Linked DNA regions of Homo sapiens: region 1 is linked to region 2. Evidence: read pairs that join two places in POLR2A ChIA-PET (ENCODE). Cell type or tissue: endothelial cell of umbilical vein. All regions are shown on one strand.

Region 1 (5,000 bases), 180 kb after region 2:
CAAACTCCACCTTCCAAACTCAAGCTATTCTCCTGCCTCAGCCTCCCGAGTAGCTGAGACTACAGGCACTCACTATCACACCTGGCTAATTTTTGTATTTTTAATAGAGACGGGATTTCACCACATTGGCCAGGTTGGTCTTGAACTCCTGACCTCCAGTGATCTGCCTGCCTCGGCCTCCCACAGTGCTGGGATTACTGGTGTGAGCCACCATGTCCAGCCTCAAATGTTTTATAAACAGGGTATAATCACTTACCCATACAGGAGGAAAGCTGATAAATAAAACTATATTAAAATCCATTAGAAGACATCCATAAGAGGCCAGGCACAGCAGCTCCTGCCTGTAATCCTAGCACTTTGGGAGGCTGAGGTGGGAGGATCACTTAAGTCCAGGAGATTGAGGCCAGGAATTCAAGACCAGCCTGGGCAACACAGCAAGACCCCATCTCTACAATTTTTTTTTTAAGTTAGCAGAACATGGTGGTGCATGCCTGTAGTTCCAGCTACTCAGAAGGCTGAGGTGGGAGGACTGCTTGAGCCCAGGATCTTGAGGTTGCAGGGAGCTATGATTGCACCACTGCAAAGAAAAGAAAAAGAAAAGAAAGAGAGAGAAAGAGGTATGGAGGGAGGGAGGGAGGGAGGATGGAAGGAAGGAAGGAAGGAAGAAAGAAAGAAAGAAAGAAAGAAAGAAAGAAAGAAAGAAAGGAAGGAAGGAAGGAAGGAAGGGAGAGAGACAGAAAGAGAGAGAGAGAAAGAAAGAAAGAAAAAGAAAGAGAAAAGGAGGGAGAGAGCTGGGGAAGAAGGAAGAAAAGAAGGGAAAGAAAGAAAGAGAGGTAGGGAGGAATGGAGGGAAGGAAGGAAGGAAGGGAGGGAGGGAGGGAGGGAGAACCGTAAGACGTAGAAAGGCAATCTGTGGGATGGGAGATTATTTCTGCAATACATCTGTACTGGGTTGAATAATATACCCCAAGAATTCATTGTCCACCCAGAACCTCAGAAATGTGAGTTATTTGGGAATGGCTGTTTGTAAATGTCCTTACGTAAGCCAAGAGGAGGTCTTGACTTGGGGTCCCAGGGGTACCGCAGATCCCAGGGACTGGAGCAGCACTAGCAAGCTCTGGAGGATGAGCCAGGAGTCTGGAATTGAGGCTGAGCCAAAGACCCCAGGTAAGGGTCAGGGACTTTGTTTCTGGGAACCTGCCAGGTTGGGGTTTGGAAGGAAGTAATGGGCCTTGTTTGGTGGTGGGGAGGGGGGCAAAGTGTGGGGGTTTCTCATTGCAGAAGAGAATTTTCAGAGGATAGACTCCATTGCCAAAGGCAGGGAAAGGCAGAAGTATGGAAAACAGCTGGGGTCTGACATGCTGTAGGCAGCCAGCACTTTCTCTTGAAATGAGAAACATTCTGGCAAAAAAAAAAAAAAAAGAGAAAAAGAGAAATGGATGTTCCCAGAAGAGTGGCAAAGAGAGAGAGAGAGAGAAATATTCTCATCTCAAGGAAGGAGGGAGAGAACGTAGGGAGGCCATGGCTCCCATATTACATTTCCTTAACTGCAGAATTATTTGTTTTGTTTATTCGCCATATCATTTCATTCCTCTTTACTAATTTATTGAAATATAATATACATATAGAAAAGTACGCAGGCCAGGCACGGTGGCTGGCACCTATAATCCCAGCACTTTGGGAGGCTGAGGCAGGAGGATCACTTGAGGCCAGGAGTTTGAGACCAGCCTGGGCAACACAGAGAGACCCCCCCGCCCGCCACATCTCTACAAAAAAAAAAAAAAAAATCAAAAAATGAACTGGGCACGGTGGTGCGCACCTGTAGTCCTGGCTACTCGGGTGGCTAAGGAGGGAGAATCCCTTGAGCCTTGGAAAGTTGAGGCTGCAGTGAGCTATGACAGCATCACTGCACTCCAGCCTGGGTGACAGAGTGAGATCCTATCTTAAAAAACAAGAAAAAGAGAAAAGAAAGGTATGCAAACTCTAAGAGTACAACTCAAAGAATTTCCACAAGGGTTAAAAGGTGAACCAGCACCCAGATAAAGGAACAGAGCATACCAGCCCCCAGAACGCCCCCTTGAAACCGCTTTAAGTCAGTTGCCCCAAAGGGTGACCACTCTTCTGACTCCCATCTTTTTTTTTCTTCTTTTTTTTTTTTTGGACGGAGTCTTGCTCTGTCGCCCAGACTAGAGTGCAGTGGTGTGATCTTGGCTCACTGCAATCTCCACCTCCCGAGTTCAAGGGATTCTCCTGAGTAGCTGGGATTACAGACGCACACCACCACACCTGGCTAATGTTAGTACTTTTAGTAGAGATGGGTTTCACTCGCGTCCATGTGAAGAGACCACCAAACAGGCTTTGTGTGAGCAATAAAGCTTTTTAGTCACCTGGGTGCAGGCGGGCTGAGTCCAAAAAGAGAGTCAGCCAAGGGAGATAGGGGTGGGGCCGTTTTATAGGATTTGGGTAGGTAATGGAAAATTACAGTCAAAAGGGGTTGTTCTCTGGCGGGCAGGGGTGAGGGACACAAGGTGCTCAGTGGGGGAGCTTTTGAGCCAGGATGAGCCAGGAGAAGGAATTTCACAAGGTAATGTCATCAATTAAGGCAAGAACAGGCCATTTTCACTTCTTTTGTGATTCTTCAGTTACTTCAGGCCATCTGGATGTATACGTGCAGGTCACTGGGGGATACGACGGCTTAGCTTGGGCTCAGAGGCCTGACATTCCTGTCTTCTTATATTAATAAGAAAAATAAAACGAAATAGTGGTAAAGTATTGGGGCGGCGAAAATTTTTGGGGGTGGTATGGAGAGATAATGGGCGATATTTCTCAGGGCTGCTTCGAGAAGGATTAGGGGCGGCATGGGAACCTAGAGTGGGAGAGATTAAGTTGAAGGAAGATTTTTGTGGTAAGGGGCGATATTGTGGGGTTGTTAAAAAGAGCATTTGTCATATAAAACGATTGGTGAAGGCCCGGATGCCGTTCTGTATGAATTGAGAAACTAAACGAAAGACACAAGTTCCGAATAAGAGAAGGAGAAAAACAGGTATTAAAGGACTAAGAATTGGGAGGACCCAGGACATCCAATTAGAGAGTGTCCAAGGGGGTTTAGTGTAATTACTTGTTTGGTTGGTGAGTTTTTGGGCTCTGTTTTTGACAGAGTCCTTTTATTTTTTTTTTTAAGTTGAGAGGCTGAGCTTGGGGGGTGTGTCTTTTTTTTTTTTTTTTTTTTTTTGCTTTTGGAGACGGAGTCTCACTCTGTCGCCCAGGCTGGAGTGCAGTGGTGTGATCCCGGCTCACTGCAAGCTCCACATCCCAGGTTCACACCATCCTCCTGCCTCAGCCTCCCGAGTAGCTGGGACTACAGGTGCCTGCCACCACGCTTGGCTAATTTTTTTGTATTTTTAGTACAGACGGGGTTTCACCATGTTAGCCAGGATGATCTTGATCTTCTGACCTTGTGATCTGCCCGCCTCAGCCTCCCAAAGTTCTGGGATTACAGGCGTGAGCCACTGTGCCCGGCTGGTGAGGTGTGTCTTTAAAAAACCATTAGTCCGTTTTACCTTTCCTGAAGATTGAGGATGGTAAGGGGTACGAAGTTTCCACTGAATACCAAGAGCCTGAGAAACTGCTTGGGTGATTTGACTAATAAAGGCCAGTCCATTATCGGACTGTATAGAGGTGGGAAGGCCAAACCGAGGAATTACGTCTGACAGAAGGGAAGAAATGACTGCAGTGACCTTCTCAGACCCTGTGGGAAAGGCCTCTACCCATCCAGTGAAAGTGTCTACCCAGACCAAGAGGTATTTTAGTTTCCTGACTCAGGGTGAGTAAAGTCAATTTGCCAGTCCTGGGCGGGGGCAAATCCCCCAGCTTGATGTGCAGGAAAGGGATGGGGCCTGAACAATCCCTGAGGAGTAGTAGAATAGCAGATGGAACCCTGATAAATGATTTCCTTGAGGATAGATTTCCATGATGGAAAGGAAATGAGAGTTTCTAAGAGGCGGGCTAGCAGCTTGTAACCTACATGGAAGAGGTTATGAAATGACAGAATAGAATGGGCCTGTGAGGCTGGAAGGAGATATTTTCCTTGGTTTAAGAACCATTTGTCTTGTGTGGGAAAAGATTGATAGGTGGAAGTTTCAGTGGGAGAGTAGGTGGGAGTGACCGATGAGAAGAAGAAAAACTGGCCATTGGAACGTTAGCTGCTTCTTTAAAAGCTACCTTATCAGCATAAGCGTTGCCCTGAGCTACGGGATCTGATGCCTTTTGATGGCCCTGCTTTGACTCCAGCTTTCTTTGGAAGTAAAGCGGCCTTGAGAAGAGTTTTTATTAAAGAGGCATTAATGATGGAGGACCCTTACGAGGGAGGAAACCTTTCAGCCCATAAAACAGTATGGTGGCGCAGGATATGGGGTCAGTATAAATATTGACGCGTAGTCCCTTTGCAAGAGTGAGGGCCCGAGTTAAGGCAATGAGTTTGACTTGCTGAGAGGTAGTGGAGGGAGGCAGAGCGGTAGCCTCAATGATAGATGTGGAAGATACTATAGCATAGCCTGCCTTTTTTGGTGAGTGGCGATCAGGCCTGGTGGAACTGCCATCAATAAACCAAATGTGATCAGGGTGAGGAACAGGAAAGAAGGAAATATGCGGAAATGGGGTGAATGTCAGCTGGATCAGAGAGATACAGTCATGGGAGTCAGGTGTTGTATCTGGAATAATGTGGGAGGCCGGATTGAAGTCTGGGCCAGGAACAATGGTAATTGTGGGAGACTCAACAGAGACTGAGTATAGCTGAAGGAGCCAGGGAGCAGAAAGTATATGTGTCAGGTGTGAGGAAGACAATAGATTTTGGAAGTTATGAGAACTGTAGAGAGTGAGTTGAGCATAGTTTGCGATTTTGAGGGCCTCTAAAAGTATTAGGGTGGCAGCAGCCGCTGCATGGAGACATGATGGCTGGCCTAAAACAGCAAGGTCAAGTTGTTTGGACAAAAAGGCTACAG
Region 2 (5,000 bases):
AGGCCAGTTTGAGACCAGCCTGGGTAAAACAGCAATACTCTACCTCTAAAAAAAAAAATTTTTTTTAATTAGCCCGGTGTGGTGGTCTGTGCCTGTGGTCCCAGCTACTCAGGAGGCTGAGGTGGGAGGATCCCTTGAACCTGGGTGTTTGAAGCTGCAGTGGGCGATGATCTCACCACTGTGCGATCACATGACCGTGCGGTGCGATCATAGCTCACTGCAGCTTCAAACACCCGGGTTCCAGCCCGGGAGACAGAGGGAGACCCTGTAAATCAACCAACCAACCGATATAAATAAACAGAAGTGGTACATGTGGGGCCCGACTGATTGATTTTGAAGCCTCCAACAATAAGGATAATTAGAATAGCTACACCCTGAGTAAGGGGACCCCAGCAGAGCAGATATTTTAAACAAGAGAAAAGTGGCCGATTCTGAACACCCCTCCCGCAGTGGCCCGGCCCCATTTCCCACCTCTCTGGGCTACGCTAAGCTACTCACATTTCCACGCGGCTCCCTGGGCCTACAAGGCCCTTCCTGTGACCCCTTCCCACCTTCTACTCATCCTTTACCACAGAACTTAACTTTCCTCTCCCAGAGGCCGTCCCTGCCCCTCACGCAGCAACGCTACTGTCGCCGTCTTCGCTGTGGCACACACACTGGTCGGCCAAGGCACTTTACTCTGCACATTCCTGTGGCTTAACTGGAAGCCTGGGTTGAATAACCTTGGGGGCTGTCTGTGTATCCCTGCCATGAGCGCGACGCCTAGCACACGGCACAGGACGCCGTGTCTCCTCCTAGGGTGGCCAGCCCTGAGTTCTCTGTCCAGCACGAGGCTGGCAGGGGCGGACTAAGAGGCTGTTGAGGGCACTTCTCACTCCCTAGCCACCTCTGAGGTCTGACCTGGCATCAGCTGAAAAGCCAACCCCTATCTCTACTCAAAGGACAGATGCTTCCAGGGAAGTTCCATCTCCAACAAAGTGGATCTGAAGATTTGCTGAAGAAAAGGACAAGAGCAAACTCCAGTGCCCCGTGAGTGCCTGGCGGGTAACACAGGCCAGCCAGGTGGGGGCACGGGAGGCACTGCGCCAGGCACCGAGGGCATGAGACTAGAACGAGACAACCTGTGACTTCACAGGCCCAATCCTCCAGCCAGGGGAAGACAGCCTCCGAGGAGGATCCCAGCAAGATGGGAAGAGCCACGTGGCAGGGCGGACCTGGCTTTAAATCCTGGCTCTGACACTAGACAGGCACGGGACTGCACAGGCCCCGCCCCTCTCGTGCCCACACTATTATTAAAGAGCTGCATCTGGTTATTGCAGCCTCCCCAGTGCCTGACTGGGGAACTTGGTTAACACCCAGTAGAAAAAAGGGCATTCCCTGGAAGGCGGTCAGCCTGTGATTTCAAAGACATCCATGGCACAAGGTGGCATGTGCTAAGACCACATAGATGGATGGCACAGTTCACGCCACAGGGACGGATGGGACAGGACAGGTTCACGCCACAGGGCTTCAAAGGGAGCAGACGCTTATGGCTGAAGAAACCGGGAAAGGCCTCTTGGACGAGCTGGGCTGTCTTCTCAGGAATAGAAAACGGCCCCCTGGAGAGACAGCCCCACGGGAAGCGGGGTGCCAAGGGATGGCAACTTCCAAGCTCGGCTCCCATCCCAGAAGCCCGGCAAGTGGCGGGGGAGGAGGGCTTCCATGTGACCTCCTGACGCAGTTGGACAAAGCAGAATGCCAGGCTGGCTGGCCCTGGGAGTGGACAGGGGAGCCTCTGGGCTGGAACGTCAGAGTGGACAAGGTGTGCCAGCCTGCTCTGCCCCAAGGCTAGGGTTCACCCAGGAAGTGTGAGTGGTCCAGGGGGGAAAAGGGAACCCAAGGAGCTGGAGGCGGACCTGTGCCTCTAGGTCACCGGCGCAACACAGAACAATTCCTTCAAGTTCCTGCTGGTTAAACCCATCCTGCCGGGGAGGGTGCCAGGAAACTCCCTTCCCAACCCAAGGCCCTGCTGGGGGCTCCAAGAAGCAAAGTTCACGGGCTTAGCCCGAGAGGGCCCACACTGGACTGCTCTGAATGGGCTCCATTCCATCGGAGGACCTCAGACCTGGATTTGCATGGGGGACCTGATTATTTATAGGCAGAGAAGAGGGTGCATGAGGCCTTCCTGGTCTCCAGTCCAAATTCCTTCCTTTGGAAGCAGGGAAATGCAGCGTGCAAGTCCTGGACCAGAGGGGCCACCAGTGCCTAGGCCTGGCTGAGTCCCTCGCCAGAGACAGGGGCAGCAACCCTGGGAATGGCTGACCTTGCTGTTAACTCCAGGCAGCCGCATCTTCAGGCCTCCAGCAGGTCCCCGCCAGGAGGAAGTCTCCCACACTCGAGTGAGGGTGCAGGCGTCCCCTGGCCAAGGGGCATGAGGGCAGTCTGCCGCCAGGGACAGTGTCAGGAACTGACCTTCTCAGAGCGGGCTCCTCAGGTGGAGACGAGTACGTGCACCCCATGGCTTCTCACTCTCAGCTCCAGGACTTAAGGAAAAAGGAGGGTCACAGCTCTCTCCTGGACACCAGCAGGGGCCAGCAGATGGAAAGTTCGGCCCTGTGCATCCCCTGTTCCGTACTGGTGAGGAAGTTGCCTGGGCCCGTGGCCTCAAAGTGCTCCTGGACACCCCAAAGTCCTCTCGGAATTTCCCTGAGCTCCTGCCTGCGTCTGCCCCCATGAGCCCAAGAACTCTGCAACATCTGGAGCCCCAGCAGGCAGGACTCAGGATTCCAGAGTGAAGCCTCCCATGAGTCCCTGCACCGGGCACACACCCCTCCTCCCTCTGTATGGACCGAGGGAAGGAGAAAACCTTTCCAACCCCGACTCGGGTCTCCTTGGTAACTGTTTATATCAGAGCCCTTCTCCCCACGCCCTCCCCGTTTCCCATTAAAAAAAAAAAGGAAGTCATGTCTGCGGAACAAAGCTCTTCTAGGCTCTAGAAGACAGCCTGCAGGTTGCTATGGCAGGGCTGCACTCCATAAAGGAAGCCACACTGATCCCACTGCCAGGGCGCCACACAATCACATTAAATTAAGTCTGGTCCCTGTCTTCCCCCACACAAAAGAATTGCGGGCAAACAGAGCTTAAGACACTGGGTCCATGTCAGCGGGAAGCATCCTGTGTGCCATGAAAGACACACCTTCCCCTCCCATCAGGGCAGTTGGGGAAATGCCTGGCAAGGTGGGCTCCGTTTGCAGTGGTGATGTTCTGTCTTGGGGAGCACCCTTCTGAGGTTCCCGAGTGCAAACAGCCCATCCGAAAGCCCAAGGCTCGGCGGAGTGCAGTGGCTCACACCAGTACAGCACTTTGGGAGGCCGAGGTGGGTGGACGCCATAGCTCAGGAGTTTGAGGCCAGCCTGGGCAACATGGCGAAACAGCCTGTCTCTACCAAAAATACAAAAATTAGCCGGGTGTAGAGGTGTGCGTCTGTGATCCCAGCTACTTGGGAGGCTGAGGTAGGAGGATCACTTGAGCCTGAAGGCTGAGGTGAAGGTTGCAGTGAGCCAAGATTGTGCCACTGCACTCCAACCTGGTTGACAGAGTGAGACCCTGTCTCAAGAAAAAACAAACAAAACCAGAAAGCCCAAGGCTCCAGCCGTACAGAGGTGGCAGCTGTCCCAGGCCTGGAGCACACAGACCACGTGGCTCCAGAACGGAGCATGAAAGGTTCCAATTAAGGCTCTCCACGCCTAAATTGGGAGCAGGAGTCTTTCTGGGTTCAGGATCAGAAGTCAGCTGTAGTCCACTGCGTGGGGAAGATGAGGGAGGGCGGGAAAAGCACTGAGTCACTTGGACCGAGATGAACCGAGATGTGCGGTTCATTTTGTTCCCGTCACAGGCGACGCTGAGGAACATTTCTGGAAACTGCAAATCCGGTTGGATTTTCTGCAGCGGACTCGATTTCTCCTGAGACTGTCCCCTGCCCTTAGCAACACATGGGGAAGCTGCTTTGGACCAGCTCCCTTTCAGAACCTAGCGTCTACTGCCAAGTTCTCCAGGCTCCAGGGTCATGGGTGCCCACGGCGAGAGAAGGGGTGGCGGCTGAGGCACAGAGGCACGATGGCAGCAGAGCTGGGGGCAGCCTGCTCTGGCAGGACGGAGAGTGGGCTCTGCTAGGCGGACCCAGATTTCTTGACCTTCAGAGCCTTGTGGCATGGGGCTAATGGTTGGAAACGCCAGTCTTTGGTGAAAACAGAAAGTGGTTTGCTGGAGCTCAGACAGAAGCCAGCAGCTGTCTCTGCGGACAGGGACTCTGATGAACACGTGGGGAGGGCAGCTGCTGGAGACAGCTGGCTACAGGCAGGGGGAGGTGAAAGCAGGTGTGAGTGGCCACAGGTCAGAGACAAAACAGGCGAAGGGAATGACTTCTTACTGAGTGCCTACTGCATGCTGGCTAGCATTCAAGAAGCTTTCTATTTTATTTTGTTTAATCCTCACCACCCTGTGCAGTGCGCAAGGGTTTCTATCCACCTTGACAAGGCAGTGAGGCTCAGGGTGGGTGAAGCGGTAATTCAACTCCAGGCCTGTGAAAGCTCCAGGGCCCAGTGGCCCAGCACCCGGGGTTCCTGTCTGCTCCCCAAGCAAGGTGCACCTCCCCCGGCTTTACCCTGTCTGCAGTGCGCCCCGGGCACGTTCAGGCAGCACATCTCACAGCCCTTCCCAAGGATCCTGGGGCCGTGTCCTCAGGATGCTCTAAGGCTCTGGTGGGCTGCCGCTCCCTCATTCCCCCCGACCATGTCCTCCAGCACGTGTTCACATCAGGACTCCGTGAGCAAGTCTGTGAAGCTCAGAAAGCCTGCTGTGCTGTTCCACACACGCAAAAGCCTTGATGCTCTTCTGACGACCTCAGCAGTGACCCTGAGCCAGGGGGTGGCCAGGACTAGGGCTAATTTTCCGGAGACAGAGAAGAGAAACTCAGGGTTATTCAGCCCATCGGTGACAGAAAGAAAAGGCCATACCCTCAG

The links. ChIA-PET counts read pairs that join two places held together with the same protein. Peaks named below come from ENCODE experiments on the same cell type or tissue, not always from the same donor. Only the 100,000 strongest peaks of a DNase experiment are listed, where the experiment ranks them.
Region 1: POLR2A ChIA-PET joins it to region 2 with 8 read pairs; 4 of 35 experiments call an interaction of 5 or more read pairs at or near these places.

The regions. Positions count from the first base shown.
Region 1 is chr7:75,785,884-75,790,883 of GRCh38, reverse strand. It overlaps a transcript of CCL26 not described here. Among named protein-coding and RNA genes, the nearest start is that of CCL26, 16 kb to the right of the region's middle. RefSeq lists enhancers at 1,622-2,480, 2,481-3,340. In endothelial cell of umbilical vein, no CTCF peak of the experiment used is centred here; no DNase peak of the experiment used is centred here.
Region 2 is chr7:75,965,580-75,970,579 of GRCh38, reverse strand. The region is part of intron 2 of POR (cytochrome p450 oxidoreductase); the gene reads right to left. Among named protein-coding and RNA genes, the nearest start is that of SNORA14A, 24 kb to the right of the region's middle. RefSeq lists an enhancer at 2,982-3,861. In endothelial cell of umbilical vein, no CTCF peak of the experiment used is centred here; a DNase peak (open chromatin) is centred at 2,909.